Linked DNA regions of Homo sapiens: region 1 is linked to region 2. A link is a loop called in an ENCODE intact Hi-C map of the cell type or tissue named here. Cell type or tissue: B cell. All regions are shown on one strand. Links, peaks and the distances in the headings refer to the core of each region. The heading gives the core; the rest is flanking DNA.

The links. Peaks named below come from ENCODE experiments on the same cell type or tissue, not always from the same donor. Only the 100,000 strongest peaks of a DNase experiment are listed, where the experiment ranks them.
Region 1: it touches region 2 in a loop (2.2-fold over the local background); 2 of 110 quality-filtered maps call a loop at or near these places.

What each region holds. Positions count from the first base shown.
Region 1 is chr2:30,285,768-30,291,151 of GRCh38, forward strand. No RefSeq gene overlaps it. Among named protein-coding and RNA genes, the nearest start is that of LBH, 57 kb to the left of the region's middle. RefSeq lists enhancers at 2,346-2,395, 3,287-3,795. In B cell, for the core only: no CTCF peak of the experiment used is centred there; DNase peaks (open chromatin) are centred at 1,684 and 2,504; H3K4me3 peaks cover 2,140 bases; H3K27ac peaks cover 4,537 bases.
Region 2 is chr2:30,419,492-30,424,875 of GRCh38, forward strand. No RefSeq gene overlaps it. Among named protein-coding and RNA genes, the nearest start is that of LCLAT1, 25 kb to the right of the region's middle. In B cell, for the core only: no CTCF peak of the experiment used is centred there; a DNase peak (open chromatin) is centred at 3,140; H3K4me3 peaks cover 852 bases; H3K27ac peaks cover 2,954 bases.

The DNA.
Region 1 (5,384 bases), core at 129-5,128, 130 kb before region 2:
TTAACTTTCTTTAGGATTAGTGACCAATTCTTTTAACTTTTGTATGTCTAAAATAATTAGTTCACCTTTTTTTGCAAGATATTTTGCTGTATATAGAGTTCTAGGTTCACGGTGTTGTCTTTCAGTTCATTAAAGAAGTTGGTCAACTGTCTTTTGGATTGCATTGTTTCCAACAATAAGTCTGCTGTTATTTTCTTTGTTCTTCATGCCCGTGTCCTGGCTGTTTTTAAGGTTTTCCTCCTTATCTCTGTTCTTAAGCAATTTGATTATGTACACTGGTGTTGTTTTCTTCATGTTTCTTGTGCTTAGGGCCCATCGAGCTTCCTAAATATTTTTATCAAATTAGAAAAAAGCATTCAGCTATTATTTCTTTTTTTTTTTTTTTTGAGAAAGAGTCTCGCTCTGTCTCCCAGGCTGGAGTACAGTGGCACTATCTCAGCTCACTGCAAGCTCTGCGTCTCGGGTTCACAACATTCCCCTGCCTCAGCCTCCCAGGTAGCTGGGACCACAGGCACCCACCATCACGCCCGGCTAATTTTTTGTATTTTTAGTAGAGACGGGGTTTTACTGTGTTAGCCAGGATGGTCTCGATCTCCTGACCTCGTGATCCGCCCACCTCAGCCTCCTAAAGTGCTGGGATTACAGGCATGATCCACTGCGCCCGGCCTTATTATTTCTTCCTTCTATCTCTCTATTCTTTTTGTGGGGACTGCAAAAAGAATTATTATATGTTATTGTATATAAGCTATATGTTATATTATCTTGCTTGAAGTTGTTCTGCAGCTCACTGATGCTGTTTACTGTTTTTCTTCAGTCTGCAGTGTCCAATTCATTCTTATTCCCATCTAGTGTGTTTTTCCATCTCAGACATTAGAGGTTCTTGTTTGTTTGTTTTAATCTCTACAAGTTTGATTTAGGTCTTCTCCTTTAAATATCTACCACCATCTCTTTAATATGCTCATGCATTCCTCTGTCTTCTCCATAAATATATGGAGTATATTTACCTCATTTAAAATACTGTTCTTGTCTATTCACCTGTGTCATTTCTGTATCTATTTCTATTGATTGATTTTTCTCCTCTTTATATTGTTTTCCTAGTTCTTTGACGCCTGATAATTTTTTATTGGATGCCAGATTAGTGCTGAATGCTAGGTTTCTTCTTTAAATGCTTTTGAGTTTTATTCTGGGACTCAATTAAGCTACTTGGAAACAACTTGATTTTTCAAGACTTGCCTTCAAGCTTTTTACCTGGGTCAAAGCAACTTTTAATCTAGGGCCAATTTTTCCCATTACTGGTCCAGGCAGCGAGGTGCCATCAATGATTTTTAAGCAAGACAGAGACATGATAGAATTTGCATTTAAGAAAACCACTCTGGCAGCATGAAGAAGATAGAGGGAAGAGATGGGAAGGACAGAGAGAGACCTAAGGCAGAGCTCACTGTTTATTCAGCCCAGGTAGTGAAGAAGGCAGGAGCTCAGGCTGCAGCCACTGTGGGGGTCTGAAATATCAGGATTGGAATCAATGGTGCTTGATGTGGGTAAAGTAAAATGGAGAAGGGTGAGTCTGAAATAAGCTGAGGTTTCCTCATTTCTGGGGGTTTCAGAGGAAATGAGATCCCACAGGAAGCCATTAACAGGGTTGCCAGGAGTTTCTAATCCCCCTTTTGTGAGTCTCTCTTTCATTACCAGGGGGCTGATGGCAGGAAGAAGAAAAGTCAGGACCACATAACCTAGCACTGCCCCTTTGGGTATCTGTGGGCCTTTTTCTCTGCTAGCTCAAAAGAATGTCAGTGTCCAAGACCCTGAGTATTGGTGATTTCTCCTGCTTATGACATCACAGACTACCTTCTGTTCAAGGAAAAAATTTCTCTCTGTAAGTGTACCATCTGGTGTCTGGTAGAGCTTGGCAAATTAGAGTCTTTTATAGCACTGTGTTTTTATAATGTGACATGAGGCCTCAAAATTACATTAATATCTCCAGTGCTGCAATTATATTAGTCCAGGGTCAAGTCCGTCTCTCTAATGAAACAGTGTTGATGAAGAATTTCATTCATAAAATGTTGAAATGGCCTCCCCAGCTCTCACTGAGCTAGCCAGAGAAATTTCCTCTAGGCCCATAGAGACTATGTTTAGTCTCAATCTGTGACCCATCTTCCATCTCCATTTTCAGAAGAAAGTGTTCCTTCATAAGCTAGGTATCATTTCCCCTTTTCTTTGATGCACCAACATGTTTTCTAGCAGGAGATCCAAGAACGTTCATCAAGTGTACGTTGAAACCATGAAACCTTTAGGTTTAAAGTGCACTTTGTCCACACCAGGGTAAAGAAAGAGTTAAGTTTAAAAAAAAAAAAAAAACCAAAAAGGAAAGTTTGACAAGTGAGACTCATTCACTTCCTCTCTCTCTAGCTCTCCTGGTTGTGAATTTGACCAAGAGTAAACTTAAGTGTCTTCAATTAACCCTTCCAAGTAAAAGAGTGCCTCCCCTGCTTCCAAGGGCCCAGGAAAGCCGTGAACTTGGGTTACTTGCAGGGGCTGTTGTTTCCCTTGGAATAAAAAATGTTTGAGGCTCAAACCTGACAGCCGAAGAAAAAGGGAATTATGAACATAATATCACAGTTTATACACTTAGCAAGTTTTGAGAGTGTTCTCTCATTTCCTCTATTTTCTGTGTGTCTTTCACACATGCATGCACACTGAAATAAGCCAGCCTAAATATATTGGCAAAGTCACACTCAGGGTGTGTTGTAGTTCTTAATTGAAGCCATTAGAAAACAAAAAACCAAAACATTCACTGACGACAACAGAGCTCCTCCTCAGGATTAAACTCTCCTCTGTTTTAAAAGGAAAAAAATCTGAAGCAAAGGGTTAAATTATTTGCACAATTAATGTCCTACAAATCATCTGAAAAAAATGCGAGCCCTAAGTCTGCCTTCCAAAGCTGGGAAAATGCTAACTATGGTCTCTGTCTCCAAACAGGCAGCTTTTAAATGATCCTAAATACCAAAACATGCCCAGGCTCTATTTCTTCAGTGCTGAAGCTGAAATTTACAACATAACCAACCTCAAAACATTTGGTTTCCAGCAGTGCCTGGATATGTCCAAGCCTGATTTTGCACAAGTCTAGGGTAAAAGAACAGAGGAATCCAGGAGAAGCAATAAATTGGGTGGACTAGGGAGGGGGTAAGAGAGGTAATTGGTGAGGATAGAAGAGGCATGAAGTCTAACAAAATTCAAATGGTAGCCTAAAAAAAAGTCTCCTAAAGGGTTAGAAAGAGACACTATAGTATTAAAAGTTATTTTTCAGAAAAAGAATAAAATTATGATTCACATACAAATATAAAAATGTACACGTTGAAGAATTTATTTACTCCTGATACCAAGAAACCAGGCAATAGTTCAAAGGAAAAGTCAAAAACACACAAATTCTTACTGAGTGAAGGAATGTAGAGATGAATTGCAAATGGAGATTAAATTGCTTTTTTTCCCAAAAGGGGAGGAAGTCAATTAAATCACTATCAGACAAGACATAATTTACATATCTATCGGTTACTTCCAATTTACAGAGCCTTGCAAAATAGCTCAAAGACAATGCATAGTAGAATCTGATAGCCCTGACAGCTTTGCTGTAGACAATGCATAGGTTTACACTGAAACACCATTTTTCTTTTTTTTGAGTCAGAGTCTCGCTCTGTCGCCCAGGCTGGAGTGCGGTGGCACCATCTCAGCTCACTGCAACTCTGCCTCCCGGGTTCAGGCGATTCTCCTGCCTCAGCCTCCCAAGTAGCTGGGACTACAGGTGTGCACCACCACACCCAGCTAAGTACGCCCAGCTAATGTTTGTACTTTTAGTAGAGACGGGATTCACCATGTTGGCCAGGCTGATCTCGAACTCCTGACCTCAAGTGATCCACCTGCCTCGGCCTCCCAAAGTGCTGGGATTACAGGCATGAGCCACGGCGCCCAGCCACACAAAATTTTTTCTACAGCATTTGTAAAATGTTAAGGGGAAGTTCTTGGGCGGGGTGGGGTGCATGAGCCCTCCCATAGAGGACAATGTCATGGAGAGGTTAAAACCCTTGAAGAGGCAAGGTAGAGGGTATTGTCAAGGATGTCCAAAGCAAGCGTTGGCCAGATAGCAGCACACAGCCTAGTAATTTTATTATCTATTAAATTTGGTCACTTCACACACACCTTAGCACAATGTAGGATCAGAATATGAAAGTTAGGGTCACTGAGCTGTTCTTAAAGTTTGTGATCCTAGTGGCCATCACTAGGTGGGCTGCAAAAGATCCAAGACTCACCCCCATCCATACATGCAAATGTTATGTGTGTGCCTAATGAAACTGCATTTTTCTGGGGATGGTTCTAGAATGTTCATGACATAGATGTCCTATGCCTCTACATTATACAAAATACACATCTAAATCTAGTCATAATGAACATAATTGAAATCTGGCTACCTTCATAGAATTTTTAAAGGGCTTTTTTTGGAAGGAAACATTTTAATTGCTCACATCACTTCAATTAAAAGAAAAAAAGGCTAAGAAATGTGAACAGTGCATTCCTTTTCCCTGGATAAATCACCCTGCAACAAGTGCAGGCATTCCAAATCATTCCCTTTTCCTTCTAAAGTGAACCATCGAGGCATCCAAGAGTTGAAAGGCTAACAGAGGCCTTCAGTAGTGCCAATGTGAGGACCAGGAATATGGCTCAATCCCTGAATTTCTTGTGTTTCTCTTTCTACTCCCTCTCCCTCTCTCACCCCATCCCACTCCAGCAACACAGATATCACTGGGGGCCTTATGAGAGTTGGAGTGGGTAGAAAGAAAGTCCTCCTTCCTCTCAGCTAACTAGCAAGGGAGGCCAACACGACTGAATGGAAATCAGACCTAAGGCTCTTTTTTAGGACTTCAGCTGTTCCAAGTCACTTCTGCCTCCCAGCTGTTGTGATCATCTGGGGCTGGTCGTGGAGCCCCAGCTGTAAAAACTAAGTCAATGAATAAGTGCATAAAATTGACAAAGGGTGAGACCTGAGACTGAACCACAGGTCTTATAGTCAAGAAGTGCATCTGTTCCTCACCAAATATCATCAGATCAGCCCAAAGCTCTGTGTGAGGTCAGACCTGGAGCTTGGCATTTAAGATAAGGGCTAATCTACAAACCACAGGCAGCTCCCATCTGACACAGGCAAGCCGGGGTCAGGGCCAACCAGGAACCAAACCTGGGGTAGTAGGTGTTCCTTGAGGCAGAGGGAGAAAGGATGGAAGGGACTGACAAATATGTTCTGAGTGCTCCTCTTCTCGGGGGACACACTATGTGTACCCCACTACAAGGCCACTATCTGCTTTAGGAACAAACTTGGCATTAAATATACCCACCATTAC
Region 2 (5,384 bases), core at 219-5,218:
TAATACTTTTTTACTTTATCTTTTTTTACTTTTTTTTTACTTTATCTTTTATCTTTTTTTTTTAGAGACAGGGTCTCCCTCAGCTGCTCAGGCTGAAATGCAGTGACACAGTCATAGCTCATTGCAGCCTCAAAATCCTTGGTTCAAGTGATCCTCTGGCCTCAGCCTCCCAAGTAGCTGGGACCACAGGCTCACACCACCTTGCCCAGCTAATTTTTAAAAAATAATTTTGTAGAGATGAGGTCCTACTATGTTGCTGAGGCTGGTCTCAAGCTCCTGGCCTCAGGCAGTGCTCCTGCCCCAGCCTCCAAAAGTGCTGGGATTACAGGTGTGATCCACAGGCCACCATGCCCAGCCTCATTTTAATTATTTTATCATAAACATTTCTATATTTTAACCTTTTTATTATCATTATTTTAATACCTACATAGTGTTCTTAAGGTTCATAGTCATCATACTTTTCCTTGCTGTGCCCCTTTTGTTCAGCGTTTAGTTTATTATCAATTTTGACTATTAAACAAAATTTAAACAAAATTTAAATGTCAGTCATGAAGCTTTTCTGTTTTTGATTTCTTCCTTAGTATAAACTCTTTGGAGAGCAACATTAAGCTCAAAGGGTGTGAATATTTTTATGGGTTTTGATATGCATTGTCATTTTATTTTCAAACAGCTTGTAAGAATTCACACTGGCATCAGTAATGTATGACTCCAGTGTCACCCACAACCAGACCATCATTGGCCGTCACATTTTAACTTCTCTTAACTTAACAATGTAAATTGATGTTTCAATGTTGCTGTAGTCTACATTTATTTAATTATAAAGACAAATTTTTTCTGGGGTTTGTGGGCAATCTATATTTCTTGTTTGTAAATTACTTATTCATTTTCTTATTCACCCATTGAAATCTTAATGTTTTATTTTATATTTTTTAATGAGTAATTTTTAAAGTATCAGTACTCTTTACCATAATTGATAAAAATATTTCTGCAGACTCTGTTGCCATTTTATATTAGAGTTACCAGTTTTCATTACTTGAAAGCTCTTAAAATATTTATTTGGGCCTGTCAATCTTCATGATTTATTCTATTGCTCCAAAATTGAGAACCTATTTCTCTATTGATCTGGCTGTTTTATGCTGAATTTTTGTAGTTTTGTCGTATAATTTGTCTATTTATGTATAATTCTTAGCCCAATTGCCATTTTCTAGATGATATAAAGAATTGATCTAAACAAAACATTTTCCAAATTTATGACCAGTGATACTCCTAGTTCTCATTAAATAATCTTTTCTTACTCTCATATTTATCACATTTTAAATTTATGTAGTGAGAGTGAGTTCTGGATCCTTTTTGTGGTTGTTTCGATATAATTTCCCTTTTTTTGTGGTAAGAATCACAAAAACATTTTGTTTTAATTATTTCTGTGTGTTTTTCTTGATATCTCTGCTGTTGATTACATTGACTGGCATGCAGTATGTGTTCAACTGATTTTTACTGACCTGTATCACATTTACAATATATACACATACCTTCTAAGTTTCGATCTTGAGTATTTTTCAATTTAAAAAAATCCATTACTGGCTGATTGAGTCACACCTAGAAATCTTTTTCTCTGTTATCTCCAGAGCATCTCAATTCCTCCCCACCTTCATTTGTTGCCACATTCTTTTGGGAAGTCTGAGAAGTTGAGATAGCAGAATGTGCAAGTAGGGAGGCTTCCAGGTTACTTTCTCAACCTAGTCCTTGCAGCATCCCCACCCCCACGAAGCAGGCAATCTCTTTGCAAGCAGGATGGGGAAGCTCAGAGAATGTCACTGACTTGCTCAGAGTCACACAGCTTGGAGTTATGGTTCAAACTTGGATCACCTGGCTCTGAGTTTGGTATTCATACACATCGCTGACTTTATAGATCTTAAAGTTTTTTGTCTTAGTTATCTAGGCAGTACAGCTAGTAAGTTAGTGAATATTTTTAGGCCAAAGGCTGACATAATGAGATTTGTTTGGAAGGGGCATTCTGGCAGAACACCCACAATAAGATGTAAGAGATATAGCACAACTCCCACCTAGAACTATTTCTCACCACATCACAGGCTGCAGGTGGAGATGCATGGCAACGTTGAGGGAACTCAGACACCCAATCTGATGCACGGCATACCAGGAGGTGGGGAGGGGATCTGCAGAGACCTTTCACTGAGTTTTGGCACACAGACTGCTAAAGGAAAGCCTCCGTGGTGGGCTTGAACATGAGCATAGAAGAGCTCTTTTTAAACACAGGCCTTGAGCTGACTACAGGGGTCACAGGCAGAATAGCAAACAGAGACAAGACTATAAATAGCAGCTGCAGCTGGAAAGCAAAAGACAGGCCTGACCTGTGCATAGTATAGAAAGGACCTCAGGCAAGCCATCAGTCTCACCCTATTGCTCCCTCCCCTTGCAGAGGCCCCTCCCCACAACAGGCATCCTCAGCTCCAGCAGAGAAAGACTATGCATTATCACTGGAAGAGCTGTGAACCTGAACAGATTTCGTCCTCCCCAATCTAAGGAGTTAAAACTTAAAACACGGCGAGTCGACTTCAGATCTGGGGACAAGGCTCCTCCGAGTCCACCCTGCAGGGCTGTGAGCCGATCCTTTATTTCTGCTTGGTTGTCATTGTTCAGTTCTGTCTGCTTAGCCAGATTGGAAATGGTTAGCTGGAAAAAATTATGGTGCTGTCTAACATGATGTAACAAGATGTCATCTTCTAGCTCCAACGCATAAAATGGATTTACAGGAAGGAGAGGAGAAAAAAAAAAAAAGAGCAAAGCCCCAGGGAGCGCTTGACTCAGATAAAAACCACTGGGTTTTGTTTGTGAATGTCTAAAAGCTGCATGTTATTTTACTTAGAAGAACATGAGAACAGACTGGCATTTCAGGGGAAACAAAAGTTGTGGGCTACACAGCCCAGAGGAAAAGTGTGCTGAAAAAACTAAAACTAATATTCATTTCATATTGCACACATATACAAACACACCACAAACCCTATCTACCAATCACACAGACACATAAAATATGTGCCACAAATACCACCCCCGCCCCCAACACACACACAGGGCATACACACAGGAACACATACCACACCCCTTCTAAGCCTCGCCCAGGCATGACATGCACTCACCACCCACACACATTGTCGCATATCCTCTAGCATCGCCCCAACACCCTTGCCACAGTGACAAATACACTCATTCTTTTTACTCAAGAATCCTTTAATTCCTATATCACTGAGCCATGCAGGTGAGCATATATTCTGGGTCTAAGCTTTTCAGAGCTCCCTTTTATGAAGACACATACTGGAAAAGACATAGTGGAAAGAGGGTCAAAGGTTTTGTGGTTCTTTTTAAATATACAGTGGTTCTAGAAAGGCACATTCTAAGCCAATCCTAATATACTGCAGGGAAGTAACATGAATAAGAAAAGATATAATAGGGGCCGGGGGCAGTAGCTTATGCCTGTAATCCTAACACTTTGGGAGGCCGAGGCGGGTGGATTGTCAGAGCTCAGGAGTTCGAGACCAGCCTGGGCAACATGGCAAAACTCTGTCCCTACTAAAAATACAAAAAAGTAGCCAGGCATGGTGGCACATGCCTGTAGTCCCAGCTACTCCAGAGGCTGAGGCACAAGAATTGCTTGAACCTTGGAGGTGGAGGTTGCAGTGAGCCAAGATCATACCACTGCACTCCAGCCTGGGGGACAGAGCAAGACTCTGTCTCAAAAAAAAAAAAAAAGAAGATATGATAGGATTCCGTGGTCATTTGTGTTCCTTAGAACTCCATTACTTTCTTTCTACATTTGAAGCAAGTTCTCATGTTGCCTCGGGGGACTGTCAGTGCCTCAATTATACACATACACCGAAAATAATGGCATAGAAGGAAAGGGAAAGATTGGGCAACCCATAGTCTTTTTAGACCTTCTTCCCTCATCAGCATGCCAAAGGCAGGCGGTGTTGGTAGGATGTCATATATTAGGAAATGAAATAAAAATCATTGAATTAGTTTTATGCAGAGTTTTCACTGTTCTGCTAAAAACTAAGTCCATACACATGTATGAGCTATAAAATATGAATTTTGTAATTTCATTAAACACTCTTATGCCTATATTTAAAACTGGCATTATACAACATAAACATAAATGATAAAATTTATGGTGACAATTTTTAAATGATCATTTTTCTTAGAAGGATCTTATATAGCAAATTTTAAAATGCCATGACAAGTTGAGAGGGAAACTGCAGAAAACAAACAAAAAAGCTTTATATTTTAGTACCTTTAACAACACTCTTCTCCTGCTATTTGAACAAAAGACCCCAAATCTCCATTTTCCATGGAGCCTCACTAATTCTCCAGCAGGCCTGAGTATCTATCCTTTTTTTTTTTTTTTTTTTTTGAGACAGAGTCTTGCTCTGTCGCCCAGGCTGGAGTGCAGTGGCGCGATCTGGGCTCACTGCAAGCTCTGCCTCCCAGGTTCATGTCATTCTCCTGCCTCAGCCTCCCGAGTAGCTGGGACTACAGGCTCCCACCACCACGCCCAGCTAATTTTTTTGTATTTTTAGTAGAGACTTGGTTTCACCGTGTTAGCCAGGGAGGTCTCGATCTCCTGACCTTGTGATCCGCCTGTATCGGCCTTCCAAAGTGCTGGGATTATAGGCATAAGCCAACGTGCCCTGCCTATCTATCCTTCTTATAAGAATGTCAGCTCCACCTGAGTAAGAGTTTATCTGTTTTACCACTGTTGATAAAACAGCTCCTATATTAGTGTCGAGAACATAGTAGGCTTTCAATACACAATTTTTGAGTACATAAATGATTGAATAAATTAATGTAAGCCCAAAATGCCATCCCTGTTCATCTGAAGGCAGAATGAGTCAGAATGCCTGGCACAAACTGCATATTTCATTCTAGAACCAGCCTATTCATTCAATTCCCCTCCAATGAAGTGTTTATTCATTCATTTATTCAACACACATTTATGGATCATGTTTTCTGTGCCAGGCAAAGACAAATAAGTCATGGTCCTCAGCTTCAAGGAGATTACTGTCTAAAAATGGGAAACACAGTTATAAAGGGCTAAAGGTAATCAAGTGTTAAAAGCAGCTTGAGAGAACTGTATGCAGGGGACGTTGGAACACGGGCCGGTGATGCCTTGAAGGCTCTGGAAGAATGCTAGGAGGAGGAAACATGGGGTTCCCCACCATGAACCCTGGGCTCCATTACAGCGAGTCTTCTTACTGCCCAGACTATACTATACAAAGCCTAGCCCTCCTCACACTCAGGATTCTCAGCGCCACCACCACCACTCGGTATATCTTGTCCTTCCAGGAAGGTCCTCTTCATTTCTCTAAATTTCT